Regions from separate parts of the Homo sapiens genome. Here region 2 is linked to region 1. The links are chromatin loops, found by intact Hi-C in ENCODE. Cell type or tissue: psoas muscle. All regions are shown on one strand. Each heading gives the region's core, and the rest is flanking DNA. Links, peaks and the distances in the headings are about the cores only.

Region 1 (15,446 bases), core at 4,866-12,865:
AGAAATTTGTGGAGGGGCAGGCAGAAGAATTTGAACAGATGGAGAGTTTAGAACCTGGAAACTGCATTTTTTAAGACAGTGATAGAAATGGTGCTGGTGAGCTCAAAAGGGAGGTAGTGGCTTGATTCGTCAACGGCAGCACTTGGGTGAGCAGTAACTGTGGCAGCAGTTGCTGGGAGGAATTAATTTTTTTTTTTGAGACAGAGTCTCACTCTGTCACCCAGGTTGGAGTGAAGTGGTGCTATCTTTGGCTCACTGCAACGTTTGTCCCCCAGGTTCAAGCGATTCTCTTGCCTCAGCCTCCCCAGTAGCTGGGATTACAGGCACCCACCACCACGCCTGGCTAATTTTCATATTTTTAGTAGAGACGGGGTTTTGCCATGTTGGCCAGGCTGGTCTCGAACTCCTGACGTCAGGTGATCCACCCGCCTCAGGCTCCCAAAGTGCTAGGATTACAGGCATGAGCCACCACGCCCAGCCGGTATTAAAAGTTTTTTAAAGAATGAGAAGATATAGCTGTTGAGGAAAAGGAGAGCTGAGATTCAAAGACTTTCTTAGAAAAAGACAAAGACTTGAAAGGGAGGAAAAAGACTAGTTTACCTTGCAAGAAGACCAGGAGAAGCCTGGGCTGGGAAGAGCCTTTTCTAGGTTCAGTTGAAGATAGGGAGTTTATATACTGGGCCCAACTGACTAATTGCTGGCCCCTGACCACACACTTATCCTCTTATCTAATGATTGCTTTATTTTGGGACATGCCTAGATTTGTGGCAGTCCTGGATGGAATCAGAGCAGGTGGATTGGGGAAGACACGTGGCTGTGGCAGCTCTATCATTGAGTCCCAAATTCCCTTTCCAATCAAATGAGAATCAGGACTGACTTCTCATTGCCAGTAATCCTTTAATTGGTGTCCATTTACCCAAGCACAGCTGTGGCCACACAGCTATCCAGTCCCTGGATAGAAGCATGCCAGAGTGGCCAGCTCATCCCAGAGCGGTAGGACCTGGAGTGTCCACCCTCTTGGAATAGAGGCTCAGCTGCCTGAGCTGGGAGCTGTGGCAGCTCTTGGAGGGAGGTCAGACAAGCAGCAAAGAGCCCTGCAGACCAGCTGGCAGGAAGGGCAGCTTGTAGCACAAGGCAGTAAGTTCCCACGGGAGGGCAGGATCAGCAGAAAGAACTGGGCTTTGTTGAACTCAGAGCTGAGACTTTAGAATGAGTGGAATCAAGCGAAGGAAAAATAGAGGAAACTGGAGGGATTGGATAGGTATTTGATTAATTTACCATGCTATTAATGACTCGCATTGAGATGTGGTTTGAGGAGCGTTGAGGACTGGAGTGGAAGCCAATGATGCTTCATAAGGAAGTTTTCAATGACCCCTGACCTCAGACCTGTGCCACAGCTTGTGGAGAAGGCCACCTCAGCATGAGTCCACATGGGTGCCAAAGAAGCAAAATAAGACCTGGAAAGTCTTCTGACCAGAATGAAGTTGATGATCATTATAATGTACTTTGCTCTAAAAAGCTCGTGTGAACTATGACCATTCATGGCACAGGAGTTTGAGGTGAACATTGGCAAAGTAGATGCATCCAGAGAGGAACATCTTGCATGGCCTGAGGCTCTCAGTGCCATTTTGTTCAAGGAGCTGTTGAAGGAATTTGATGTTTCATCAAGAAAAGAGGTATTTCATGACCAGTATTTTCACGTCTTTGCGGAGCTATCATATCAAAAAGGAGTCTAGACATCTGTGTGGCTCCAGAGCAAAATTTGACTCAGAATAAAAGGAAAATCTGCCTGAAAATGAAATGGGCTGCTTGGAGGAGTAGCACATTCTCACGCCCTGGAGATGTGCAGGCACAGGCTAGGGCCCCTCCACCAGGGTTGTCTAGACAGTGCTGAGGCCCTGCAGTGGCAGGGAGAGGCTAGAGGTGTAGGGATTACTTAATGATGGCCCTTCCTGCCAACCGTGATCAGTCCCTGCTCCCCGCCCCCCGTTTCCTCTCCTCCACACAGATGGGACCACATGTGTCTCCCCTTAGTCTCTCTCTGTCCCAAGCCTGAGGACCAGCTGTGGTCCCCAGGAGCTCCACGTTAACCCTCAGGGACTGGCATCTGGCCACTGTCATTGGGTGGGCCTGGCTCTGACCTTATGTTTCAGCTCTACTCATTGGGTTGCTTCTACCTTGTTCAGGAGGCCAATGTTTGCAACTTCATAACCCAATTCTGTTAACCCATTATTGCTTGATATTGTGACTGGCTCCCCTTGGGCTCTTTTGAGAAGTTTGGTAGTGAACTGAAAGATGGGGTTGGCAGGGTATGGTGGCTTATACCTGTAATCCCAGCACTTTGGGAGGCTGAGGCAGTGTGATCGCTTGAGCCCAGGAGTTTGAGACCAGATTGAGCAATATCGAGAGACACTGTCTTTTCAAAAAATTAAAAATATATATATTAACTGGGTGTTGTGGTGTGTGCCTGTAGTCCTAGCCCTTTGAGAGGCTGAGGCAGGAGGATCACTTGAGCCCAGGAGGTCAAAGCTGCAGTGAGCTATGATCACACCACTGCACTCCAGTCTGGGTGACAGAGTGACCCTGTCTCAAAAAAAAAAAAAAATGGGTAAATACTTTAGAAGCAAACATTTGATTGTCCTCATAGGCTGTGGGGAAGGAGGGAAGGAGGCCAGGCAGGGGAAGCAGAGAGCTGTTACAGTAGGGCTGCTGAGAAGGCCAGAAGTTTGAGAGCCTTGGAAGGGAAGCAAATATAGGAAGCAGAGGTTAGTGTGACACAGGGATGATATAGACAGCCTGTCCTCCTTTAAAGTTGATGTTCTTGCCCAATGGTCTCACTTTCCCCTGTATTTTGAAGGAACAGTTGACCATCACAAGTGAGGAAGGCAAAGGGGAGATTGTAATCTTATTTGGAACAGTTGCTGTAGGGAAAGGAAAAGGTCAGTTTGGGAGAATGTAAAAGGATTGCCACGCTGCCTGAGATTGGACTTAGGCTGGAAACCAGAAATGTTGGCCAACCCTGGAGCAAGAAGAAGCCCACAACCTAATCCCAGGTTAGGAACCTGCTGGGTAAATTTAGTAGAAGGTGAAGGGCAAGTGCAATGAGTTCCCTAAGGAAGGTGTAGTTGACGTTATTGTCCACTTTGCACTGTGTTCTTGTGTGTATGGGGATGAGGTGGGGGTGGATAAGAGAAGTCACCCAGGAAGGAGCTCAAGATCATAGAGGCTACAGGGGAGCTGACATTTTAGAGGTAGAGAAATTTCTGCCGGGCGCGGTGGCTCGTGCCTGTAATACCAGCACTTTGGGAGGCGCAGGCGGGTGGATCATGAGGTCAGGAGATCGAGACCATCCTGGCTAACAAGGTGAAACCCCGTCTCTACTAAAAAATACAAAAAAATTAGCCGGGCGTGGTGGTGGGCACCTGTAATCCCAGCTACTGAGGAGGCTGAGGCAGGAGAATGACGAGAACCCGGGAGGCGGAGCTTGCAGCGAGTCGAGATTGCGCCACTGCACTCCAGCCTGGGCGACAGAACAAGACTCCGTCTCAAAAAAAAAAAAAAAAAAAAATCGAGAAATTTCTGGTGACAAGGTTCAAGTGGTGGGCATTTGATTGAGATGTGAAAGGTAAGTGAGGGTGAAGTTCTTTGTGAAGACAAGGTCACTGGACCTCTGCCAGGGTGTTGGCTGTCATCAGAGAGGCTAGGATGATGGTAACGGACCACAGCCTGCCATGGTTGCACTCAATGTGAGGTGACTGTTGTTTTTCATCAGTTCAGGTGAATGGTCATGAGGAATGTGATGGCTAATAATATTGGGGTTAAGGATTGGGTAATGCATGCCATGGGCAATGCTTCAAAGGAGGATGGATTGTCCCCTTTGAGTTTTGTTAGCATTGGAAGAGAGGGGGCTGGGTAGGAAGGGGAAGGGATGGAACTAAATTAAAATAAAAGGCATGTTCAAACTCATTCAGACCTTGTTCAGAGGGACTGATGTAGTAGGATCTAAGCGTCCTGGGAGATTCCGCCATTCTCTAACAGGGAGCAGCTTCCTTTATTGCACTGAATATGTTCACTAACACAAAAACAGGCCCAAGATTTTCCTACTATAGGTACCCAGTTTATTCTGGGGCCCCAGGAAGTTCAAAATAACTGGAAGATGGGATCCTGGCACCAATAACAAATTCCTACAGTGCTTCCTCAGTACATGGCAAACACTGACTGCCTTGTACTGTGTTGCTTACTTTGTTTGTTTGAGACAGGTTCTCTCTCTGTTACCCAGACTGGGGTTCAGTGGTGCAATCACAGCTTACTGCAGCCTCCAACTCCTAGGCTCACGTGGTCCTCCCACCTCAGCCTCCTGAGTAGCTAGGACTACAGATGTATGGCCAGCTAATTTTTTAATTTTTTTGTAGAGATGGGATCTCACTTTCTTGCCCAGGCTGGTCTCAAACTCCCAGACTCAAGCAATCCTCATGCCTTGGCCTCCCAAAGTGCTGGGATTACAGATGTGAGCCACTGTGCCTGGCCTGTATTATTTCCTAATGCAGAACCAAGGCATGCACTCTTCTGTGCTCTTTTAGCACCATGTACAAACCTCTATCACAGGATTTGTAATGATTCTGTTTTAATTGTTCTCTCTTCAGGCTTGAGAGGTTCTTGAGGACAGAGACTATAACTTATTCATTTCTGTACCCTCAGCACCTGGCATAATGCCTCACATGTAATAGTTAATACTTGCTGAATGAATGGCTATGACCTTCAGGATCATAAATGGAATGCCCCACTCCATTTTACAAAGGAGAAAGCTAAAGCTCAGGGATGGCAAGCCACTCGGCCAAGGTCACACAGCTGCTCAGTGGAAGAGTAGGATTAGTCTCTGGACTCCTAGCCTAGTCCTTGTTAGACAACACCACTTTCCATGTCCTCTTTCTCTTGTTAGACTGTAAACTTGGAAAGGAAAGGCATTATTGACTTCTCCATCCCTGAGTTCCTTGACATTCCTTACTCAGCTTGACCCCTATCTTGAACTTGGTTGAAGACAGAGAAAGTGTTCTTGTTAAATTTGCAGATAGCAGGAAGCTGGGTTCCAAATCTTGGCCAGATGTGGTGGCTCATGCCTGTAATCCCATCACTTTGGGAGGCTGAGGCAGGAGGATCGCTTGAGCCCAGGAGTTCAAGACCAGCCTGGGCAATATAGTGAGACCCTGTCTCATAAAAAAAAAAAATGGGAAGGATAGATTCTCCTATAGGTTAGCACTGGATGATGGGCAGAATTAAAAAAGATACAGACAAGAAGGAAAGGAAGTATAAGAGTAGGAAGATGAGATTTAACTTAAAAAAAAACCCCAAAAACAGGTAAGATTGTATACTTAGGATAAAAGAGACTTTAGGAGTGGGGAAGACTTTGATGAACAGTGGTTTTTGTTGAAAACTCACAGGCTCAATGAAAAATTGAGTCAGTGAAATAATTTGGCTGTCTGTCAGGGAAGTTGTTAATGTCTGGAGCCCAGACCCACCCTTAATATAGGTGCGAATTTAGTTGTAGGTTGCTATGGTCTAACCTCTGCAGGGGCCACATTTTCCAGAGGAAATTGGTAATTTGGAATGGGTAACTAGTGGCACCATATCCATTGTCGTATGAGAAATGGCCTGGAAGGGAAGTCCAGAGTCCCCATTGTGCTAGGCAAGGTCTCAAGGCTCTAGCCCCTGCCTCGTCATCCTCTCTCTACTTTCCTGTCGACTTCATACTCAAGTGACGTGCATACCGGGCTGTGTCAGTCCTCCATATCTTTATACGTACTGTTCCCTCTATCTGGAATATTCGGTTCCTCCTGCTCCCCACCCATAACAGTCTACTTGGCGAGGACCTACGTAATTTACAAAATCCTTCTCAAGTTTTACTTCCTTCCTTGTAAAACTGTCCTAATACAGGCAGAACTAACCACTGTTTTCTCTGTACTTTGGTGCTTCCCTATACATAGTTTTAGAATTGTATGTTTTCCCCTGCATCGTATGTTGCCTGTCCCACCTATTAGACTGTGAGCTTCTTGCAGGCAGAGACCCTGTGACCCCGGCCTCTAGCACCTGTGCCCTAACCTGACCCATGAGTGTTCACATGCTTTCCCACCCACCCCCTTTTTTTCTCTGCTGCTTGAACCAGCATACACGATTTAAACAAATGAACCAGAACTCCAAGTGGGTTTTCAAATATTTGAAAGACTACCCTGTAGATGACTGAAGATTCTGTGCACCTCCAGAGAGCCAAGAGCAAGAATGAATGGGGACATGTGATCAAGAGATGAATTTGGGATCACTAGGAGAGAACACATTAGTATTGGTCAGGATACTTCTACCAACAGAAGCCTAAATTGGAAATAGCAAAGGGAGAACTTTTTTGGTACACAGATTCCAAGGAAAGTTTGAACTGCCAACCTGCAGGAAGGCCAGGGACAAAGCTGGAACCCAGGAACACCTGAACGAGGGCACCTGAAAGCCACCAGGACCCTGTGTCCTTTGCCTCTGCTTCTCTCTGTGCTAGCTTCCTTATTCCTCACTGTAAACTGGCTTACTCTACAGGGCAGGAAACATGGCTGCTGACAGCTGTGGCCTCACAGCTCAGTTTTCCACCACAGAGGGTCTGGTTTTCTTTCCCAATTCCAGTTAAAAATGTTTTAGAGAAGAACTTTATTGGCACAGCCAGGGTCTATAGTCAGGGAGATTGGGTACCGTGAATAGCCTGGCTTGAGTTTGATGGCAGTCAGCTGAGGCCAGGAGTGGGATCATGTGGGAACAAGGTAGTTGCCATTGGAACCACACGGAGTAGGGGAAAGCCATTTCCAAAAGGAGTAGGGATGGGTGCAGCTTCGAAAACAGAAGGGTTGGACTCCTTTGCTCCCACTTTCTAACAATTACAGCCATTTAGCTTCAGGTACTTTCTGGATGCTCTCAGGAAAATAGGAGAAAGAAGGATGGATAAAAAAGTCTGTGGGCACTTCCGGCCGGGCGCGGTGGCTCACGCCTGTAATCCCAGCACTTTGGGAGGCCCAGGCGGGCGAATCACGAGGTCAGGAGATCGAGACCATCCTGGCTAACACGGTGAAACCCCGTCTCTACTAAAAAATACAAAGAAAAAAATTAGCCGGGCGTGGTGTGGGGCGCCTGTAGTCCCAGCTACTCGGGAGGCTGAGGCAGGAGAATGGCATGAACCCGGGAGGCGGAGGTTGCGGTGAGCCGAGATAGCGCCACTGCACTCCAGCCTGGGCGACAGAGCCAGACTCTGTCTCAAAAAAAAAAAAAGTCTGTGGGGACTTCCAATATTTAGACCAGGTTTCGGCAGTGCTTGGCACTAGTTCTTGGAAATTGTTGCATGATTTGATTATTTTTCTGGGTATCAGGACTCAGCCCATTTCCCCCTCTGGTGCTGAGAAATGGAGGCCGAAGGAGTGATCTAGAAGTGTTAATTGAGCCCCTAATCTATGCTAGTTACTGGGGGTGTTGGGGGAGACAGGAGAGAGATCCCACGGGGTTCCGGCCTCCCAGGGACTCAGGTCACTAATGGAGGTGGCTTGGCTTGTCTATGTGCTGGGCCAACAGCCACTGGCGAGGCAAGGCGAGGGTCAGTCACGGCTGGTGCCAGGAAGAGGGCTGGTTCTTTGGCTCCCTGGTCTCCCGCGGTCTAGCCCAAGCTGGCCAGCGGTTGACCTGGCTCCCCTGGCCCCGGCCAGGCCTCGTGGACCCCTCATATGCCACACGGGACATGAGCAGGCCGGCCGGGAGCCGGGTCCCGGGAGCTCCACGAAGGGGCCTGTCCTCCATGACCAGGACACCCGCTGCGCCTTCCTCCCGAGGCCTCCCGGGCCTCTCCAGACGCGGCGCTACTGCAGACACCAGGGCCGCCAAGGGAGCGGACTCGGAGCCGGCCCTGGGGCGGGCACATGGGCCCCGGCGCCCCCCGGCGTCTCCAAGCCGCGCTGCCCGGGTCGGGCCAGGCCAGGGGAGGGACAGCAGCAGGTGACGACGGCCCGGCCACCGGCTATAAATAGGGGCGCGCGTCAGCCGCGGGCGGGAGCGGCGGCGGCGGGCAGGGGCCCGGGGGCCGGGGCCTGGAGGACAGGCGAGGCAGCGGCGAGTGCGGGGCCGGCGGTCGGGGAGGGCGGTGCCATGGGGTCGCGGAGGGCCCCCAGCCGGGGCTGGGGCGCGGGTGGGCGGTCGGGGGCGGGGGGCGACGGTGAGGACGACGGCCCCGTGTGGATCCCCAGCCCAGCCAGCCGGAGCTACCTGCTCAGCGTGCGGCCCGAGACCAGGTAAGTGGCACCAAGGGGCAGGGCGGCGTCGGGCCGGCGATGCCCTGGGATCAGTCCCTGTGAGGGCGGCCTGGCCCCTGGAGGCCTGGGCTGGGCCTGCGCCCTCGAGCCCTCTCAGCCCCAAGGCCCAGGGCCTGGGGACATGGCCGGGCTGGAATGGCTTTCATAGCCCCTTGTGACCCCTCCTGATCCATGCGCCTCAGGCCTCTGGCAATTCGAGGCTCAAGAGAGGACAAAGGCTCCACTTTGGAGTGATTTCATGGGGTCTGAAGGCTTTCCTTATCTCCCCTGCCCCCTACCCTGCTACTCCCTGGCTTGGGATTCCACAGCTAGCGATAAGGAAAGCCAGAGTGGCTGAAATTCCTCCCTGGCAGGAAGGGAGGGGGAGAGCACTGGTGGGGACAGGGAGAGGGTGCTGGGGGGCTGCCCAGAGTAGGAGCTGCTTAGCTCAGGGTGGGGAGGTTCTCCAGGAAGAAATAAACCTTTGTAAATAAGGTTCCTCTACTGGGCCGAGGACTTGGGTCCTCCCCAGGACCTGAGTGGGGGCTGGTGAGATAGGGGGTGGGATGAGGTACTGTCTGGAGATGTTGGGAATTAAGGACTTGCAGCTCTGAGGGAGCCAAGTGCCCTGTCCAGTTTGGGGAAGTGAAATGCCAAGGGAGGTGTGGAACTGATGAGCCCTTCACTGGTCTTCCAAGAGTTCAAGAGGTGTGGAAGCTTTGTTTTAGCAGCTAGGCCACCCACAGATATAAAGACACAAAGACAATAGACAGGCATCCAGGAAATCAAAGGCACACAGGCACACGTGGACAGGCGCATTGCCATGGAGACAGACACTTCCTGCCCCCTGTGGGCAGCTCAGTTTCCCTTCACTTCTGGAGTCTGTTTTCCAAAGGGAAATGTGTTGAGATAGTGGTTGTTTCATAGCCTGAGAACTTGACTTGTGTATTATGCAGAAAACGGCCATTCCTCCAAGAGGCTGTCCAGAGACCTCTTGTTCTCCATTCCTAAAACAGCATAAAAACAGGCATCGAGGACATTCAGGAAAAGTCCTGGGCACTTCCTCGTGAATTGGCTGAGTCCTACTGACCTTGGAGTTGGGAAAGTTCAAATGTAACCGGAACCGGTTTCTGCATAAAACTCGTCAAATGGTGTCACATGTCTGGGGCAGGGCTGAGGACTGATGTTAGTGACTGAGTCAGACTCAACAAGGCCCCTGGCTGCCAGGAAAGAATACCCCTTTTTCTTACTCCTGGCTCTACAGATAAACCAGAATGAAATTTGGACATTTATTCCAGTCCTTAGAGAAGCTGACTCCCTTGTGGGAGCCTCACATTTGTCACAGTGACTTGTCTGGGCTTTGCCTCCTGTGTTTGGCCTTTGTCAATACCAGTGGAACAAACAGAAGAGGCGGAACCAGGGTCCTTCTTGGAGACAGCAGCAATGAAGGAAGGGAGGAAAGAGTGCCTTGAAAACCAGGCAGAATGGGGAGGGCAGGGGATCTGGGCTTTTAGGAAAAGGGCTGGAGAATGGACATAGTGCTGCTGCCTGGCTGAGCAGTTGTATGATAGATAAATGTTAATTGTACACCTCATGAGCACAAAGCTTGTGCCAGCCTGAGAGCTAGAGGCAGGATAGAAGTGGCTGGCTTAAGTCCCTTTGGACCTAAATGGGAATGTTCTTAAAAGGAGTCTCTTTCATCAAGTATCTGGAGGGGGCAGGACAGCAGGAGTGGGAGAAAGCTTTGGACTTTGGGCTGTGTTTTGCCCCTGCAGAGTTTTTTACTGCTCCTGCTGGCTAGCCACAGACCCCTAGAGGTTCTGAGAGACAAGGACAGCCAGATTTATCAGGCATCTGGAAAAGCCTTTGGCCAAAGTGGGGAGAATGTGACTGGGGCTGCAGTGGGGAGTGGAGGAGGCGAGGCAGTTCCTGCTTCTCTAGTAAGGCCTGACCTGTGTTGGAGGGAGCCACCGTACTGTCTGCTGTCCCTCAGAACAGCCTCACTGCCTGTGGGGGTGGGGAGAGCTCCCTAGAGATAGGGAGAAAGACAGTCCCTCGAGAATTTTGCCAGCTATGTTGGCTCCAGCCCAGCTGAGCCCTGACTATGCCAGAGTCCTGACTGAGAGGCAAGTTCTGTCCCCACTCACTCTTGGCTCCAACATCTTCTGGGTCTACCTTCACAAAGATGTGTCATGGAGCTCTCCAGGCATCATTCTCATGGACCCTTGTGAGGAGGGGCTACCCCTGGGAACTGATGGACAGCTGAGCTGATGGACACCAGAGGCCTTGGTGGATGGCCCAGAACCTATCTCCCTATGCACCTCTCTCTGTCCCACAGCTCTGAAAGGGTTTCCAGTCCATGTCGGTGCAAGAATATTTCCAATGCCCACTGGGGTCAGAGGTCTCACATGCAGATAGTCCCACCAAACTGTAGGCCCAGCCCCCAGGTCACCCGGCATCTAGGACCTCACCCCCATAGAACAGTGAGATGTGGGTAGGCTAGAGAAGTTAAGGGGCCAAAATTGAGTAGAAGCAGTTTTGATTTTTTTTTTGAAGCAGTTATGATTAATTAGCTTTTATGGGACACTCAGAAGTTCCAGAAACCCCTGCCCCCTGGATTCTTGGAGGCCCTGGTCCAGGTGGGCTCAGAGAAGTCACAGAACCTATGATGTTACTACAGACAGCTTTGAAACAAGCTCTGCTGTTCAGCATGGGTCAGCCAGGCTGTCTAGGGCTTTTAGGGAACCTGAGGTATCAGGCCAGGACTGTCCAAAGGCCTTTTATGTCCCAGACTAGATGAAAGCCAGGAGGGATGGAGGCCCCCAGCTTTCGTGGTCAGTTCTAGTTTTCCGTAGCCTACTTCACTCTTTTATGTATTTATTATTTTAGTGTGTTTTTTTTTTGAGATGGAGTCTTGCTCTGACACCCAGGCTGGAGTGCAGTGGCGTGATCTCTGTTCACTGCAACCTCCGCCTCCCAGGTTCAAGTGATCTTCCTGCCTCAACCTCCCGAGTAGTCTGAGATTACAGACGCCTGCCACCGCACCCGGCTAATTTTTGTATTTTTAGCAGAGACGGGATTTCATCCTGTTGGCCAGGCTGGTCTTGAACTCCTGACCTCAGGTGAACTGCCTGCCTCGGCCTCCCAAAGTGCTGGGATTACAGGCATGAGCCACCATGCCCGGTTTAGATTTTAATTATTTATTTTTTATAAAGATGGGGTCTTGCTATATCACCGAGGTTGATCTTGAACTCCTGGGCTCCAGCGATCCTCTTACCTCAGCCCCACAAAGTGTTGGGATTATAGGCATGAGCCACTGTGCTCAGTCCTAACTTCACTCCTTTATGAGGAGACCTTTCCTTTCTGGGCCCTGAATTCCAACCCACCTCCAACCCTTTTTTTTTCTTCTATTCTGCTTATGTATGAATTCCCATTTTGTGAGATGAAGGTGGCACGAAGAACTCTTTAAAGCTTTTCTGCCCCAATGTTTGATGCCTCTCATTCAGCTCCCCCTCAGAGGCAGTAAATGGGGAGCTCCCCTGCCTGGGTGACAGCCCTGAGCCTAGCTGTGGCCCAGCCAGCAGGGCACAGGCAGGTCTCCCACCTTCTGAAGACCAGGTGCCTCCATTAGTTCAGGGTTTCTCCTGACCTGACTAACAATGTAAGGGCGAGGCCTAGAGAGGGCAGGGCGGTTGGTCCAGGAGCAGCAGAGCTGGGGGAGGGGTCCTCTGTCCCAGCTCACTTCTTGACCAACATGCAGGTGGAACTTGTCATTTTCCTCTCTGAATTAGAAAGCTAACTCTCCCCCTCTCCTTCCCAGGGAAGAAGTCCAGACCCAAAGAAGAAGAAATCTCCCAATCCTGAAAGAGAGGGACAAATGAAATTTATGGTCAGGAAAGGATGGAGTTGGCCAGTGCCTTGGAACCATGGGAGGTTCTGCCCACGCGGCCTCCAGAGGATTTTTAAAGCTCTGAGCAGAGGCAGCTGCACTCTAGCACGCTCCTTTCCATCTTTTCTGGAGCAGCAGCTCCCTCTCGGGGGCAGCACCCTTCCTGCTTGAAAAATGCCTTTCTCTCCCCTGACCTCTCTCCCTCCCCCAGGTCCCCCACTGTACTTTCCTCCTCTTTCTTTTTCTTCCTCTCTCTCTCTCTCCCTTCTATAGAACAGCAGTTAAATACCCATCGTCTGTGCAGCACTGCACTAGGAGCCACAGAAGCTACAAGAACTAGGTTTGAAGGCTGGATGGGCAGGATTTAGTTGAGCAGTAGGAGGGAGGAAGGACTTTCCAAACAGGGAGGACAAAAGGGAAGGCTCAGGGGTCAGGAAGGACTGTTCATGCTGATAAGGGACAGGCCTGGCTGTGGTGGCGCCGGAGCATTGGGAAGTAGAGGGAATCTGGTTGCAGCGGGAGTGTGAGTAGATCAGGGAGGGCCCTACCAACCCAGTTAAGGAGTGGAGACTCAGCGTCCTCTACACTGGGGGACTGCAGCATTTTGTTAGAGAAGTGGGTTATATGAGGGGTTAAGGAGAGGGGGCTGAGGTGGTCATCAAATGTGGAGCCATGAGGGTCTAGACTGTAGTGCAACAACAAGAGCAGAGAGGAAGGGAGAAACAAGGGCCAAGAATTGTGCGGACTGGATTTGGGGTTGGAGAAGAAGTAGTCCAAGATGGCAGGTTTTGAGCTTAGGAGTTTGGGAGAATGCTGGAGGTATCTACCAACCCAGGAGCCCGGGGTTAGGGGTGAAGCCAGGTTTTAGGGAAAAGGATGGGTTTGGTGTTGTGGTTATAAAGAGATGGGATCCTCATAGAGCTTTCTTATGGTTAGAGACATAGACCGTGAGCACCATTGAACAGGCTGGGCTGCTGGGAAGGAAGGGAGAGCTCTTCTCATGATAGGGACAGCCGAAGGGAGTGTGGATGGGGTGACCTCTGACATCTCTCAAGGAGCTGGGATCCAGGTCCCCACTGGAGATTTTTGTATCAGGAAAGGAGGAGGGAGAGGGAACAGTTGGCTCATAGTAAGTGGGCTAGACTCCACTAAGGGGCGGTCCTGTGTGGGTCCTCATCCTAGTGCCCTACACAGTGGCCTTTCCTAGCTGCCCCAGGCAAGAGAGATGATTGGGGCCTCAGGCAGAATGGGCCTTGTGTGGACCATGGAGCTGGGTGCCTCCCAGCTCCTGCTGAATTAACTGCCTTGTTTTTCTCTTTTTCACTCTCCCAGCTGGTTTGCCTTGTGTGGCCTCTTTAACCATACTTTAACATATTAATGATGGGTGTTCTCCAAGCCACCTGTCTCTCCTAGCCTCTCAGGGGATTTCCAGGAATGGGGCTCTTTTCTCCCAAAGGCCAAGAATTGAAGCAGGAGCTTGCCCCCAGGCTGGTGTGCTGTGGGGTGGGGAAACATGCCAGGCAGCTGTAAGCCTCCCTCTTGGGGGCAGTGACCCAAATGCCTGGGACACACCTTTCTCAAAGCACAGCCCCAAAGGGCCTCCTTCCTGCCTAACCATTTTCCTGGACTCTGCTGCATTTAATGAGCTCTTGGTTTCAGATACATTGGTGTCCGGTGGTCAGGCCAGTTGCTAAATGGAGCAGGCCAACTAAGACAGCTGGTCCCTTTTAATAGAAAGGCTTCTGGGCCCCAGATGGTGGCCGATTAATAGTTTGCGACTGTTGATTTCGCCTACTTCCTTCTTGCTTTTTTGGCCTAATGATTCCATTTGCTGTTTTTGCTTAGCTTATCAAGCAACCGGTTGTCTCACCCCAGCTCTGGAAGGTAAATGCATATTGCACTACATTTCTCTGACTGCTTTTTCCTTGGGTCTGGGCATTGAGGGGCCACTGAGTGTCTGCTCGTGCACTAACCAGGCTGCATGGGGTGAGGGGAGAGCTGGAGGGTGGGTGGGGAGAGTGCAAGAAGGTACTCAGGTGAACATGGCTCTCACAGGGGGCCAGAGTTGATGCTTGCATGGGCCATTTGAGATGGGCACAGGATCTCAGGAATAGAAATATGGGCAGGGGTCTCTGAGATGCCTGCAATGACATCTCTGTGTCCCTAGGAGACACCATGGGAACAGAACAGAGAGCCATGAGTCATGTCACATGACCCACCTCTTCCCCATCCTAGGTTTTTTATTTCTTAGGGACAGGGTCTTGCTCTGTCATGTTGCCCAGGCTGGAGTGCAATGGCTCCCTGTAGCCTTGAACTCCTGGCCTCAAGGGATCCTCCTGCCTCAGCCTTCTGAGTAGCGGGGACTACAGGCATGCACCATGATGCCTGGCTAATTTTTAAAAATTTTCTTGTAGAGACAGAGTCTCACTGTGTTCCCTGGTCTTGAACTCCTGGCTCCAAGGGATCCTCCTGCCTTGGCTTCCTAAAGTGCTGGGATTACAGGCGTAAGCCACTGTGCCTGGCCCCAATTCTAGGTTTTCATGTTTTTTGTAACCACATACCTAGGTGTGATACCTTATTGTCTATCTTCTTCTAACCATGGTAACTGCCTTTTAAAATTTTTTTCTGCAGTCATTTAAGTTCTCCTTTTACCTCCTCTTTCTCTGAATTTTCCTTTCCTTTGGTTCCTCCCCATCCCTGAAGACTGTGAACTCTGTGAGATCAGAGAATACCACGTTAATGTATTCCTGCATAGCTTATTCTCTGAATCTGCTGCAGAGTCAGGGCAAGGTCTGGGCAGGCTCATGGTCCAGGTTTGCTGGGTGAATGACTGTCTTCTTGCCTCCTGAACTGAGGACAGCTCTTTACCCTTGGCTGAACTGACTGTTACAATCAAAATGGGAACATTTCCTGGCTACTTCCCACCACTTGGGCCTCATCCCAGACTCTGATAGTTTTGGGGAGAGCTAGCTACAGTTTCTTCACACAGAAAAAGATTTCAGAATAGCTAACTGGTTTCTAAATAGCTAATGTTTACAGACATGATTAGCAACTACTATGTCCATGGTCCTTGATGGGGATGAACACTGAGGAGACTTTGTTCTGTGTGGCTCATGGGTGGAACTGAGGATATCACAACTAATTCCAAGTGGAGTGTGGTAAGCGTTGACAGGAGACGACCTGGGCAAACCAAACCTTACCTAAGGGCGAGGTTAGGTTCCACTGAACATCATGAAAACCAATGATTCTGGTGT
Region 2 (15,446 bases), core at 5,086-13,085, 58 kb after region 1:
TCCTCTCATTCCCATCCCTCTCTTTTGTCTGGACAGACTACTGATCTGTTCAGAGGATGAAGGTTTTAGCTCAAAGCTAGAGGCTGGTCCAGGTTGTGACCTGGTCTGATCCAGTAGAGGCAGGATTGCATAGCTGGAAGAGTTTTGGCTCTAGGAATCCAAAAAAACGGAACCCTTATTTTAAGTCAAATGGCCATTGCACATGGCCAGAGCTCAATTATTGAATGAGTGAGTATGACTTTGCTCAAGCCATTTAACTCTGAGCCTATCCTCCTCACTTGTAAAAATATGAATATTATTCCTAGTAATAATCCAGAGACCTGCATGCTGTGAGACAGGCTGGTGGTGATGACCCATGAGAAGATGCTTGAAGACACACCTGCACTGACACCCAGGAAGTTGATGCCAGCCTGGGCTGGTTCTAAGCCCCCATGTCTCCAGCAGGAAGAGACATGGTTCTAAGCCACCCAGTATATCTTCCTGCTGGAGATGTGGGGGCTTAGAGCCAGCCCAGACTGGCATCAACTCCCAACTTTCTCTCTTTTCAGGGGTTGACTGGAAGATGACTGATGTGCAGATTGCTACCAAACTCCGAGGGTGAGTGGTTCTTGGGGACAGAATGCCCTCTGGGCGTCTTCTCAGGGTGTAAAATGTCCTAAGCCCTTCTGGTTCTCCATCCCTGAGGTGCTGGGCCTGGGGCCAAGTGGTCCCAGACACACCCATGGCCATGTGGTAACATCCTAGGGGCTACTGGTCCCCACCCCTTATCTCTGGCCTGGTGTGGCAGCTATTACTGATGCCACACATGGGGTCCCCTGCAATCCAGAGCTCTCACATACTCCTCCCCTCTCGCTTGAGGATGGTTGCCAAGGTGCCGATGAGTAAGGGTCCTGTGATGAGAGTGCGGACCTCGAGTCTGCTCCAATTTATGTTCAGAAGCTAAGCCATTCTTATGCCATTTAAAGTCCTGCGTGATGGATTCCATGTGTCAGGGTGTAATGAGACCACAGTTTTAAAACTGAGGCCTTGGGCCAGGCATGGTGGCTCACGCCTCTAACCCTAGCACTTTGGGAGGCTGGGGAGGGAGGATTTCTTGAGCCCAGGAGTTTGAGACCAGCCTGGGCCAAGTAGAGAGACTCTGTCTCTATTTTTTTAAAAAGAAAAACTGAGGTTTTGGCTGCTGCCACCTGAGGTAGCACCAAGGGAGAGTCCCCATCACCCTCAGATAAGGTAGGATGTACCCTGAGCACGACATCCTGATGATGGCCACCCCAGAGTCCGCCCCCCAAGGAACTGTGTCTCTGGTTGGGACCCCCACTCAGCTCTTCCTGTCTGGCTGCAGATACCAGGGCCTCAAGGAAAGCTGCTTCCCTGCCCTGCTGGACCGGTTCGCCTCCTCCCACCAGTGCAATGCCTACTGTGAGCTGCTGGGGCTGACACCTCTCAAGGGCCCGGAGGCGGCCCACCCCCAAGCCAAAGCCAAAGGCTCTAAGAGTCCATCTGCTGGCAGGAAAGGCTCCCAGCTGAGTCCTCAGCCCCAGAAGAAAGGCCTCCCTAGTCCTCAGGGCACCCGGAAGAGTGCTCCAAGTTCCAAGGCCACCCCTCAGGCCTCAGAGCCAGTCACCACTCAGTTGTTGGGACAGCCTCCCACCCAAGAGGAGGGCTCCAAGGCCCAGGGCATGCGGTAGCCTCCGCAGAGGCTGGGGGCCTCCACCCAGCAGCAGACCAACCAGGAAGCAGCTTGAACTGGATGGAGACTTTCCAAATATGGAACTAACTGGAGAAGGTGCACGAAGGAGACACCACTTGGGGACCTCTCTGAGCAGGCTCTCGTGAATCAGCTCGTCATCAGATGGCTTTGGTGCATGGCACATAGCCCACTGGCCTCTTCTGGTGCCACTGTCACCCAGGGCTCCCGGGCCTCAAGCAGTCCCCACCTCCAAGTGCCTGGCAACCTAGGCCCTCCTTGAAGTTTACACTTTGCCACTGCTGGAGGCTCCCCTGAGTCCTCTGCATGAGTTCTGCACCCCAAGCCCTTGCCCCAGCCCAGTCCAGCAGCAGATGTTACAATCTGAGTGAGGACATGCAGGCCAACTTTTACCCTCCTGCATTTGCCTGGCCCTGATCTCGCCTGTCCTCAGGGATCCAGACTTCCTCTGCTGGTCTGGCCTGGTGACTCTCAGGGTATCTTCTCCTTCCAGCTACTTTCGCTCACTGATCTCAGCTTATCCTGCAACTAACCATCCTTGAGCCCAGATGGGGCTCAGGGCCCTTCCAGAGCCTGTCATGTCCTTGTGCAGTGGCCTTTGATGTGTGTTCACGCTCTTCCCCCTTCACTCACTCGCCTGCTTCCCATGCTCCCTTGTACCCCCTCGCCACATCCCTGTCTTGGGGCCCAGCTGCAGCCTGCTGCCTGCCCTTCATGGCTCTGCACATGGCCCTTTGCTTGAGGGCTCCCCACTCCCTGCCCACCAATACCCAGGTGAGGAACAGACCCTCTGGCCTCTCACCCCACTTCAGTGCTCTCTTCCCCAACTTCTCTCGGGCTCTTTGCTCATGAGGTGAGAGCTGGTGTGAGGGTTGTGTCAGCAGCTGTAGCCAGAGAGAGGTGTTGACTCTGAGAGACCTTGCACTCCATACTGAAAGGAGGTGGGGTCACAGTGAATTTCACATCCCCTCTCAACCAGGAGTGGAGGGCTAGGTCCCTTCCCCATGGGGAGTACACTTGGGTGTTCTAGGAGGGATGCAGTCTATCCATGCACTTGGGTGGAGGGGAGTCTCTGTGCCTGGGAATTAGGACCCCTGCTCCAACCATCGCTCTTGATCCTGGGGCCCCAGCTCTGGGTCCTCATGTATGGGCTCCCAAGGACCCAGCAGCCTGGATCCTTCCAGAGCATCCCTCCTGGAGGCCTGGGATGGGGTAGGTCTGCAGCTAGCCTACTCCCTTTGGAATGCAATAAAGGCAGCATTGTGTGCCCTGCTTGCCCTCATCTGGTGTGGTTGGAGGTCTGTGGAGTCAAGGTCCCCCTCTCCCAGGCAGGCTCTCTGAGGGCATTCTGTAGTCCCAGGCCCACTGGAAAAATGAATCTATATTTTGGTTCCTGGACCGAAGTTCAGTCGCAGCCTTCTGTGGCCACAGAAAGACAGCTTGTGCTGCTTGCACAACTGAGCTGCTGGTGTGTACCCCTTAGCAGGGTGTCTGGGGACTTACGCCTTTGGAATTGCTCTTCATTCAGAAGAGGAACACAAAGGAAGCCACCCAGGAAGGAAGCACAGAGCTGGGGGCTCTGGAAACGCCCTGTGTCTCTGGCTACAGCAAGACCAGCCCAGGAGCCCACCAGCACCTGCCTCTCAGCTACTTGCTGACCATTTCCTGCTTCTCAAGCTGCAGAGAAGCTTTTCATTCCCACCCCCACCCGGAACCTCCCCTTGCCTAACATTTCCCCTCTATGGTAACATCTCTGACTTCTCTACCTCCTCTGTGCTCAGGTGACTCCACATCTTCTGCCCCAGTGTGTCCCCACCTCTCCCAGCCTGTATACCCAGATTACTTTGGTGAACTGAGAGCTGGAGTACTGTTCATTCATTTATTCATTCACCCACTCATTCAGCAGACATATACTGAGTGCTACTTTATGCCAGACCCTGGGCTGGCAGCTGTTTGGAGGCAAAGATGTATGAGGCCATCTCAGGAGAGACTACTTGTTAGGATTCTTGAGTTTTGACCAACAGAAATGAACTTGGACCAACTTAAGCAAGGAAAAAGCGTTCATGGGAAGGATGCTGGGATAGCTCACAAAACCAAAAGAATAGCTGAACAATTAATTGGCCCTGGGAAGGGTGGGAGCTGGGGCAACTACGAGGCTTGCCTCCCAGGAGCTGCTGCGGTTGGCAGATCAACACCAACTTGCCATTGGTTCTAGTGGGTCCCCTTCCACTCAAGATTCAAATTCCAAGTGAAAGAACCTGGCCTGGAGCTCAGGGCTTCATAGAGTGGGAGGGGGGCAGTCTTCCAAAAGATGCGGACTCTTGCCACATGGAATGGTGGAGTACGGAAGGGTGGAAAGGGTTTGGTAGGTAAACCCTGAAGATGCTTCTAACACACGTGCTGTTCTCCCATCTCACGTATGACGACTCTCCCACAGGTAACCAAAACCACATTTCTCTCTGCTTAGGGAATTCAAGATCATATCTAACTTCGAATTCCAGGGGTAATGACACGGCTTCTATTCTCCAAAGTCCAGTGTCATTAGGGATAATCTCCCTCTTTCAGTTTTATCACAATTCCATTTTGAAATTCTACAACCTGTAGATTAACTGGTAAAATTAACCATATTCAACCAAAATTGTATAACCCAGCAAGAATGGAAGAATGGGTAAAGTCTACAGTCCATTTCTAGAACTGGTCATGAGAACTCATGTTTATGATGATGGACTTTTGATCTGGTGGAGGGACCCAAACCTTCAGTTCTGAAGCTCATTAGTGGTCCTACCTGTGTGACAGGCATTTACTATTGGACTGGCAGTCCCAGGACAAACTCCAGGAATCCCCCCATGTCCATCTCTACTCCTGCCCTCTTTTACGTAGCAGCAATCATATTTTCCCTTGATAGGGTTCATCATTCTAGATACTCCGATGACTTCTTTATAATGAGCCTGAAGTGGCCTGGTGGCTGCCTCAGCTTCCAGTTCAGTTGAATAGCTACTACGTCTTTGAGGATGTGCTCCTTGCTGGGGGACTAAACTCTCCACGCCAGCCCAGTCCCAAACCTAAACCTCGGGTATGAGAAAAGCATTGAGATCTAGCAATAGCAGGGCCATGTCCACACTGCGTCCTATCCCTGAAGGAGAAACAGCGCCAGGTATGGTTGCCGGCTCCAAGCGCATGCTGCCTCCTGCAGGCCTGACCCAGCCTCTCGGGGTGTTGTTTCTGGTGCCATAGTTGAATTTTCAACAAACCATTTCACCACCCTCTCAAGACAGCTGCTGCTGGTTTGTGGGTTCCTGACAAGATGAGTGAATGCCTGCCCATCAACCCGTTACTATTCTTTTAGCTGTAAAGTGAATTCTCTGGTTGGGTGCAGTATGTGAGGAGGTCACATGATGTTTATGGCATTTGAGAATTCCATGGATATTGATGGCAGGAGAGGCATGATGGGTTAGAAAAGCAAATCCAAATCCAGAACAAGGGCCCAAAAGGGCCAAGACAAATTACTGCCCCTCTCAGAGCCACAGGTGTAGACAGGTGAAAACACTGGACAGTGAGTGAGCTACCCACACACGACCCACTGGTGCCTTCAGAGCCTTAGCCTGGAGCGACAGTGTACCGTTGATAATGGAACGCACTGGCCATGCCAGACTTTATGGCTAGGCGGTCAGATAACACTACGAGGGGCAGCATGGCCACCAAGTGTGCCAGGGCCAAGTGTTCAGGCTCTCCCAGAGCCCAGTGGTGAGCCAGAAGGGCATTTTGTACAAGGATAATGGTTACTTTTTGGCCAGAGCATCACTTGGCTCCAAATCCTGGGTTCCCGTATCATATTTTCTTGTCAGGACTTACCGCAAGCTATGTATGGCTCCGCGGTATGCCACCCATGGAAAGACACCTCATGCACCATTGACCTGCCAGGTCACGTGGCCTGATGGCAGCGTCGGCTGCACAAAAGACTTTCCCAGCTGCAATGCCTTCGCCTGCTCTAGGCCCACCCCAAAGCTGGCAGTCTTCTAGGTCAGTTGGTAAATGGGTTAGAACAAGATGCCCCAAAGTGGCATAAATTGCATGGAATTAGGCCTTAGTGGCGAGGGATTCGACATACAGTCATTTGTCCTACATTGTGAAGGAAACATTCTGACCTCAAACAGATCCCTCAACCCCAGAACTTTATAGAAGGGGCAGACCTTGGCATTTTCACATGATTTATCTCCCACTCTGATTCACATATGTTTGACCAAGGCACTGGGCAGCTGCCAATTTCCCGTCCCTTCTGTAGTCCCAGATGAATGGATACAGACCTCTTTGGGGAAGGCTGCAAGGAAGGTTCACAACATGCATCTAAGTGTTAAAATAAGTTTTTCCTTCAAAAATACATTTGACTTCCTCTCCATTTAAGGTCTGGAAATCAAGTGGGAGATCTTGACTTTACCTTGGCACTTGAGACAGAACTGTTGGCCCAGAAGTCTTTAGTTAAGGTCATTACTAGGCCATATCTTAGGGGCGTCTGGCCTTTTTCATTCCTGGGACCCACAGCTCGAGGTCTGGTTTCCATGCCCTATCCCTTACGATGAGCGCCCTATTTTGTTCCTTCTGTCTATCTCTGTTGCTGAGATCAGGGAGCCCACGTTCACAGCAGCTCTTTCAAGCAGCCTCCCAGGCCTAGAGAGGAAAATCAGCAGAGCCTCGTGAATGTATTTCTCGTGGCAAGAAGGGAGCTCATCTTCTGGGTCCTGCCAGAGGGCAGTGAGGGGGTTGATGGGCTGGGTGCATGCCAGGGACCCAATCAAGCATTTTTATCTTCTGAAATCTTTGAATTCCTGCCTTTCTTGGATGTTTGGTCTTTTGATATAATTTAGCATGGGCCAACATTTGGTCCAGATTTGTATTAGCCAAGCCCTCCTAAAATAGTAATAACAGTATCTGGCGATTTGAGCTTTTACGTAGAATGTAGAATCTCTGGTGAGTGAACATATCAATAAAGACAACCTGAACCAAAATTATATCTTGGTCATACAGCCTTTAAAAGGTCCACCACAGACTGCGCAACATAGGGAGACTCCATCTCTACAAAATTAAAAAAAAAAAAATTAACCAGGCGTGGGGGTTCATGCCTGTGGTCTCAGCTATTTAGGGGGCTGAGGTGGGAGGACTGTTTGGGCCAGGAGACGGAGGCTGCAGTGAGCTGAGATCACGCCACTGCACTCCCGCCTGGGCAACACAGTGAGACCCTGTCTCAAAAAACAAAAAAAGTCCACCAATGTACCCTATATTTTTTGACAATATATTTGCCAGTTCATGCAGTTTCTTCAGAATATCACTCTTCTCTTTCCTGATCTGATTAAGACTCTCATCCCCTGGCTTATGCTAAGTGTGGGTTCTGGTTAGTGGTATAACATGTGGTGTGGGGCAGGAGGGAAACTGTTTGCTTTCTTTTATTATTATCATTATACTTTAAGTTCTGGGATACATGTGCACAACGTGCAGGTTTGTTACATAGGTATACATGTGCCATGGTGGTTTGCTGCACCCACCAACCCGTCATCTACATTAGATATTTCTCCTAATGCTCTCCCTCCCCCAGCCCCCCACCCCCTGACGGGCCCCGGTGTGTGATGTTCCCCTCCCTGTGTCCATGTGTTCTCATTGCTCAACTCTCTCTTATGAGTGAGAACACGCGGTGTTTGGTTTTCTGTCCTTGTGATATTTTGCTGAGAATGATGGGGAAAGTGTTTGCTTTCTTCTGCAAGAGAGAGGTACACCTTTCCTGGTAGTGGAGGTAGGAAGGAAATATTTCTGGAGGGTTGTCCTTTTTATGTCCTTTGAATACTCCCAGATGTCATTAATCCAGCTGACAGGATGCCACCTTTTTTTGAAACCGAATGAGGTTATGAATTCGATTGGTGGTGAATCTAGCAGTTTTGCAGAATCAGACTCTGGGTTTGTTTTTAAACAAACTCAATGGCTCCAAGCCATAAGGGAATTTCTACCCAGTAATAGAAAGGTCCTGAATTTCGTTCCATGCCTTGAGGTGGGAGGATTTTAATGATCATCCTCTAGCTTCGTTTTTTGCATGTGTGACAGGGTGTCACCCAGGCTGGAGTGCAGTAGCGCACTCTTGGGCTCACTGCAACCTCTGCCTCTGCGTTCAAGTGATTCTCATGCCTCAGCCTCTGAGTAGCTGGGACTACAGGCATCCACCACCACGCCCTGCTAAATTTTTTTTTGTATTTTTAGTAGAGACAGGGCTTCGCTATGTTGGCCAGGCTGGTCTCAAACTCCTGGCCTCAAATGATCCGCTTGCCTCAGCCTCCCAAAGTCCTGGGATTACAGGCGTGAGCCACTGTGCCCACCCCATCGTCTAGCTTTAAAAAGTATCCAGTGATGTACAAAGGCTGCTACTTTCCCATCCCTGAATAGGAACAGGAGTTTCAATGCTCTTCACCCTATCTTACCTCCATAACCAATTCCAAAAACCCCTCTTATTTCCTGGGAAAAGGAGAGAGTCCATGTCCTTTAACATCTTCCCTATGAATGTCACCATCAGTTACGGTTCTCTGACTGCCAGCAATAAACTGGCTCTAACTTAAGTAAGAACAAAAGGATGCCAGGGTAACCCACTGGTCTGAAAGAAGAATTGAATGACAAGCCTAGGGTACAATGGTAACCAGGGCAGCTCTGAGGACTTTGGCCTGAGGAACTTGCTGACCATCACCCTAAGTGCACCCTTCTCATGACTCAATCCCAACTGCCTTTTGTTACTGTGTGTCTCTACTCAAGAAAGAGAATCTGATTGGCCTGGCTTGAGTTACATGTATCCTTGAGGCCTGGGGCAGCAGGGGTACTGTGGGAAAGAGGGGTGATTTCTGCCCACCCACCACCAACCAAAAAACCAAAAAAAAAAACAAAAACCGGAGGGGGGTGGTAATGTTACCGGGAAAACTGTTAGCACAGAATACGAAGTAAGAGAGTCCTAGCTCATTCCGACCCCAGAGAGCAGCCACTGGAAATGTGAAAGATGGCTCTCAGCACAAGGGTTATCACCATGGAGAGGCCTTCAGGCTGGGACCCAAGAGGCCTTGATGAGTGGCACTAAATTGATAAATTTACCCCAGGGCAGGGTCTGGGTTTTAGTTTTGTAACTTGATACTTCCCATACCCCTGAGTTGATCACTCAGGGAGGCTATCTCATTCTGGTTAAATTTACAGTAAAATGGAACTTAAGCATGAAGAATTCACCTTGCTAATTTTCTTTTTTTTTAAATTATACTTTAAGTTTTACGGTACATGTGCACAACGTGAAGGTTTGTTACATATGTATACGTGTGCCATGTTGGTGTGCTGCACCCATTAACTCGTCATTTAACATTAGATCTCCTAATGCTATCCCTCCCTCCTCCCCCCTCACCTTGCTAATTTTCAGTGAGAGGATCACTTGAGCCCAGGAGTTTGAGACCCTGTCTCTATTTAAAAAATTAAATTTGGCCGGGCACGCTGGCTTATGCCTGTAATCCCAGCACTTTGGGAGGCCGAGGTGGGTGGATCACCTGAGGTCAGCAGTTTGAGAGCAGCCTGGCCAACATGGCAAAACTCCGTCTCTACTAAAAATACAAAAATTAGCAGGCCGTGCTGGCACGCACCTGTAGTCCCAGCTACTCGGGAGGCTGAGGCAGGAGAATCGCTTGAACCTGGGAGGCAGAGGTTGCAGTGAGCCAAGATTGTGCCACTGCACTCCAGCCTGGGCAAGAGAGAGAAACTCTGTCTCAAAAAAAAAAAAATTAAAATTTCTTTTCAATGAGAAATTTAATCATCCAATAGACTGGACACTGTGTTTACCTGATAGTCAATTCTCCTCTTCTTCTGAAGGGAATGGTTCAAGAAAATGCAAATTCTCAGATTTGGTGAGCTTAGGACAAGTCAGACAAGTCTCAGTTCAAATCCTGCTTTGCTGGCTGTGTGAACTTGAGCTTGTTGCTTAACCTCTCTGAACTAAGATACCTCTTTTTTTTTTTTTACAATCCTTTTTTTCTAATATTTATAGACTGCCTATTATATTTGCTGTGTTCATGAGAGTGAACAAAACAGACATAGATTCCTCCCTTATGGAGCTTACAGTCTAGTGGGGGAGACAAACATTTAAAAACACAGCAAAAATGTATTAATGGCAAATATGTAAGTATGAAGTCTTGTGAAGCAGAAGAATAGGAGATAATGCCAGCCGGGGACGGGACCTAATTTAGATGGGCTTAGGAGCCTCTCTGAGGCTTGACATTTTTTTTTTTTTGAGATGGAGTTTCGCTCTTATTGCCCAGGCTGGAGTGCGGTGGTGCGATCTCAGCTCACTACAACCTCCACCTCCCAGATTCAAGTGATTCTCCTGCCTCAACCTCTCAAGTAGCTGAGATTACAGGCGTGTGCCACCATGCCCGGCTAATTTTGTATTTTAAGTAGAGATGTGGTCTCACCATGTTGGCCAAGCTGGTCTCCAACTCCTGACCTCAAGTGATCCACCCGCCTCGGCCTCCCAAAGTGCTGGGATTACAGGCATGAGCCACTGCGCCCGGCCTTCACATTTGAGCTGAGATGGGAGGAAGGATGTTGGTGAGAGGAAGTGGAAGGAGAAGAGCATACCAGGCTGAGGAAACAACTGGTGCAAGAGCTTCCAGCCTGGTTACTGAGAGGCAAGGGATGGAAGCTCGTACCTGGGGAATAAGAGGTGTTGCAAGCCGAGGCTCAGAGGCAGGGCCAGGTCATGGAAGAACATTTGCAAAAATCGTAAGAGCAGTGTGTATCAGCCAGTATCAGCCACAACAGGAAATCACAGAGCCCTGAATGACAGTGATCTTAAATAAGACAAAGTTATTTCTTCCTCAGGATGAAGTCTGTAGGCAGTAGGAGATCTGTACCTGGTCCACCCAGGGCTGGCACGGCAGCTCCAGGATGTCATCGAAACAGGCTCCTCCAGCTCTCTGCTCTGCCCTGCCAGCCGACACAGGAGGAATAATTAATCCCCAGTGGAATATTATGAGGAGAAGAACTGAGAATAGTAATATAAAGCTAAATCTTTGTTATATAGAGAGTCAATAGATAATGTCTAAAGTTGAAAATAAAGGCTGGGTACTATGGCTCATGCCTGCAATCCTAACATTTTGGGAGGTTGAGACAGGAGGATCACTTGAGCCCAGGAGTTTGAGGCCAGCCTGGACAACATAGTGAAACCCTGTCTTTGCAAAAAATAAGTTAGCCAGGTGTGGTGGCGTGTGACTGTAGTTCCAGCTACTTGAGAGGCTGAGGCAGGAGGATCACTTGGGCCCAGGAGATTCAGGCTGCAATGAGCCATAATCACGCCACTGCACTCCAGCCTGGGCAACAGTAAATGAATACATGATAGATAGATAGATAGATAGATAGATAGATAGATAGATAGATAGATAGATAGATAGATAGAAGATAAGTAAATTAATAAAAATAGTACCTATATTGATATTTTAAGATCTATCATCTATGTATCTATTATCTATTTTATGTATAGAAGTTGCTACCAGAGGCCAGGCACAGTGGCTCATGCCTGTAATCCCAGCACTTTGGGAGGTTAAGGCAGGAGGATCACGAGGTCAGGAGTTCGAGACCAGCGTGGCCAGCATGGGGAAACAGTCTCTACCAAAAATACAAAAAATTAGCTGGGTATGGTGGCACGTGCCTGTAGTCCCAGCTACTCGGGAGGCTGAGGCAGGAGAATTGCTTGAACTCAGCAGGCGGAGGTTGCAGTGAGCCAAGATCGCACCACTGCACTCCAGCCTGGGTGACAGAGTGACACTCCGTCTCAAAAAAGAAAAAAAAAAAAAAAAAAGAAGTTGCTACCAGAAGTGGAAAAACAAGAATGACTTGTTTGTAATTGGTGGGATTTGAGGGACAACGGGGTTGGCCTCTGGCTTCCTGGGCTCTGGTCTCCCCAAGCCTGTCTAGTGGTGAGCTTCTGTTCAACTTCCTTTGCTGGTCCATTATTTGGACCTTTCTTAAAATGGAAAGGCCAGCAGAGCGACTCCAACCACCTCCTTCTGCTTCAGGAGCTGCCTTAGTGGATTGGGTCCCTCTCAACCAAGGCAAATCTGAGCTGCGTTGTTAAGTTTCAGTGGCGGATGCAAGATGTCTGGAATTCAGTGGGATGGCAGTGTCTGTCTTGAAGAGGCTCTTGGTGTTTGGGCTGGAGCTACCTCTGGACAGGAGGCGCCCCCTACTGACACCCAGAGGCCCTGGAAACTCACTTCCCATGAGGCACTGTCTGATCTCAGAACTGATGGGGTTCAGAGATGGCCCTTTCTCATTATTTCCAAAGGGCCTCAGGGGACACAGCACACACAAGGGTGAAGGACCCTCAACCTGGAATTTGAGACACATTCCTCATGGTAGAGTTTCAACAGGACATGACCACATGGATTTCTGGGCTGAGGTAGTGTCCAGTCAACCGCTCTGGCCACTGGACTTTTTTTTTTTTTTACGAGATTGAGTTTCGCTTTGTCACCCAGGCTGGAGTGCACTGGCACAATCTCGGCTCACTGCAACCTCCACTTCCAGGGTTCAAGCAACTCTCCTGCCTCAGCCTCCCGAGTACCTGGGATTACAGGCATGTGCCACAATGCCTGGCTAATTATTGTATGTTTAGTAGAGACAGGGTTTCGCCATGTCGGCCAGGCTGGTCTTGAACTCCTAACCTGAAGTGATCCTCCCACCTCAGCCTCCCAAAGTGCTAGGATGACAGGCGTAAGCCACCGTGCTCGGCCTGGCCACTGGCTTTTGAGTGGTTGGAGTAGTTCATCCAGGCCCAGCTTGGGACACTTTCCCGTGGAGTCCAGCCAGCTGACAGTTCTAACCAAATTAAATACTCTGGTTTCACACTAAACTGCCTTGGTTCCACCAAACCCCTGATAAAGATTCTCATCGGAATGAAGCTGTGGACAAAGCCAGGGTCCTCCCTAAGACTCACCCACTTTAAGGCAGGCAGAATGCCTATGGGGGAGAAGCCCTGCCTGGTCATGGGCCCATGCCTGCAGTGGTCCACAGGAGCCTGCACCTGGCTTCCAGCCAACAGAAGCAATCTATTCCTACCTGTAGTGGATGCTGCTGGTGCCCTGCCCAGATGCCCTTTACCGCGGGGAACCCATCCCCCAGGCGCTGTTAGTTGGTAGCAACTCACAGCTGCCCCTTCTCTGAAGCATGCTGGGGTCGCTCAGAGAATAAGAATCAACTGCTCCAAAAACATACATTTTGAAGCATTGTCCTGAGCCAAATGGAAGCCACCTCACCCGGGAGGCAATCCCCACTTCCACTCTTAATCCTTGCCCCCATCCTTGGCCCATGACTAGCACTGCTACGAAAGGCTGTCCTTGCTTCACCTCAAAGTGGAACTAACTCCATGGGAGAGTTTGGGCTCTAGGGTGTCTCTGTGGGATCAGACTAAAGCCAAGCCCCAGCCGAGACCACACTGCTGCTTCTTCCCTTGGCCCTATTCTGCCTCCCTTATCCCCTTCTCCCAAGAACACTCCCCCAATAAATCACTTGAACAGAATCCCCATCTCAGGCTAAGGAATCTGCATAAGATCCATCAGGCATCCTGCTGTGTTGGCTCTCGCTGACAGAGAAATTTCACTGGGACTCTTCTTTTCTTCGCTTTCTTTCTCTTTTTCTTTCCCTCTCTCTCTCTCTTTCTTTCCTTTCTTTCCTCTCTTTCTCTCTCTCTCTCTCTCTCTGTCTTCTTTTTTTCAGGATCTTGCTGTATTGCCCAGGTTGGAGTGCAGTGGTGTTATCATGGCTTACTGCAGCCTCGAACTCCTGGGCTCAAGCAATTCTCCCACCTCAGCCTCCCAAGTAGCCAGGACCACAGGCATGTGCTACCATGCTGGTGGCTCATCTTTTCTTTCCTTTCTTTTTCTTTTCTTTCTTTCTTTCTTTTTTTTTTTTTTTTTTTGGAAATAGAGCCTCGCTCTGTCACCCAGGCTGCAGTACAGTGGCATGATCTTGGTTCACGATAACCTGTGCCTCCTGGGCTCAAGCAATTCTCCTGCCTTAGCCTCCCGAGTAGCTGGGACTACGGGCATGCACCATCATGCCCACCTAATTTTTATATTTTTAGTAGAGACTGGGTTTCACCATGTTGATCAGGCTGGTCTCGAACTCCTGACCTCAAGTGATCTGCCCGCCTCAGCCTCCCAAAGTGCTGGGATTACAGGCGTGAGCCACTGTATGAGGGCTCATCTTTTCTATCATGGCAAAATGTATATCCTTGGAGCAGTTGGATTCTTATTCAGGATATGGGGCTGACTGCCCAGTAAATCAATCCTTGCAGAATTCACACTGGGTCTTACCCAGGAAGTCATTCAGAGACACCATAACCCTGATGACACAGAGTCTGGCCAGAGAACACAGTCCCCAGCAGTAGAGTCCAAGCGGGGGTCCAGAATCCATCCTGCCTGTCAGGCAGCCGATGAGATGGTCACATGGGGCAGACACCTCAAGAGCTAGCTCAGATCTTCCAAATACTAGCACGCAGCGCGGTGGCCCCTGGCTTTACCTCAGGTTGGCCAGCTTCTCAATAGTTGCTCCCTTTCTGGTACTGGCTGCCCCGTCATACTCCCCCATGGAGGACAGGTAGGGGAAACAGTGGCCAATGCCTACCTCACTGGGTTATTGTGAGGGTTCCTTGAGATAGTGCATGTAAGGCTCTTATCACAGAGCCTGGCATCTGCCAAGCTCTTAAGTGTGCCAGCTGGTACCATTGTTGTCACCATCTCCTGGAACTACAGGATCCATCTCAGGGCCCCTCACACACTGCTCTTCCCCTCCAACCTGGGAGCTCCAGTGCCTCTCCGTTTCCTGAGGTTGGGGTGGTTAAAAAAGCTCTCTGCCCAAGCCCCTGAGTACTACCTTTCCAGCTCTCATCCCTGTGGGGACCAGCACTGCCCTGGGGAAGGAGACTGATGGGAACCAACAGGAAATGCTACAGCTGAGGCTCCCGGCCCATGAGCTGGCCAGTATTGAGCTTCTGTGATGGGTCAGGTCTCCACGGCCACAGAACTGAGGGAATTGGACGCAGCCCTTGGAATCAGGAACCTTGCTTCTACAGGTGTAGTGAAATGGAAAGGAGTGTTTCCAAGTGAGTCATGGCGTCTGATTGGCAGGCCCATCCAGGAACAACAGTGAGAGTACCAGTGAGAGTAGAGTGAAAGACACAGCCACGCCTTTGACTCCATGGCAGGACACTAGTGGTGGAATTCCACCTGGGGGGTAGGGGACGAGATATGCTTGGAGAGTTTCAATGTCTGAATATGGGACGTGACATTCACAGGTGTCCGTTTTTGTTCTACCTAACAATTGTATTTAATTTGTGGTGCCCTACTTGTCAGCACTTCTCTATGGACCCTGCTGGTCTTTGGTAGATTTGTTTTCCTGGCTCCTGCCAGGAGGCCTTAAGTCCTCTTCATGATTACTCCTGTAAAAATATCTGGCTTCGCCCTAAGTCTCAGTGAGGGCCACATCAGACCACTTCTATGACAGGGGGAGAAGATGGAACAATCAAGGAATTATTTTTGTCTGTATAGCGAATCGGCTTATCAACTGTGACTTGATCAATAAGGCAATGGAGATCCAAATTAATAGTCTCCACAGCCCCTGCCAATAGCTGGAGGAAGTGTACTTTAGAAGGAAGATATAGCCTTTAGTATAAAACCTATAATAGACA

The links. Hi-C counts contacts between places; a loop is a spot of excess contacts. Peaks named below come from ENCODE experiments on the same cell type or tissue, not always from the same donor. Only the 100,000 strongest peaks of a DNase experiment are listed, where the experiment ranks them.
Region 2: it touches region 1 in a loop (6-fold over the local background); 8 of 110 quality-filtered maps call a loop at or near these places.

Annotation. Positions count from the first base shown.
Region 1 is chr15:84,809,293-84,824,738 of GRCh38, forward strand. ALPK3 (alpha kinase 3) reads left to right here and starts at 8,064. Exons shown (of 14, transcript NM_020778.5): 1 at 8,064-8,303; 2 at 14,038-14,076. The coding sequence starts at 8,161. RefSeq lists enhancers at 7,162-7,692, 9,820-10,351, 10,352-10,881. In psoas muscle, for the core only: a CTCF peak has its summit at 7,945 (motif pointing left); DNase peaks (open chromatin) are centred at 7,969, 9,119, 9,479 and 10,319; H3K4me3 peaks cover 5,709 bases; H3K27ac peaks cover 6,152 bases.
Region 2 is chr15:84,866,769-84,882,214 of GRCh38, forward strand. ALPK3 (alpha kinase 3) reads left to right here. Exons shown (of 14, transcript NM_020778.5): 13 at 549-597; 14 at 1,343-6,711. The coding sequence ends at 1,688. Among named protein-coding and RNA genes, the nearest start is that of SLC28A1, 10 kb to the right of the region's middle. In psoas muscle, for the core only: a CTCF peak has its summit at 11,953 (motif pointing left); DNase peaks (open chromatin) are centred at 5,623, 11,933, 12,526 and 12,818; H3K27ac peaks cover 2,147 bases.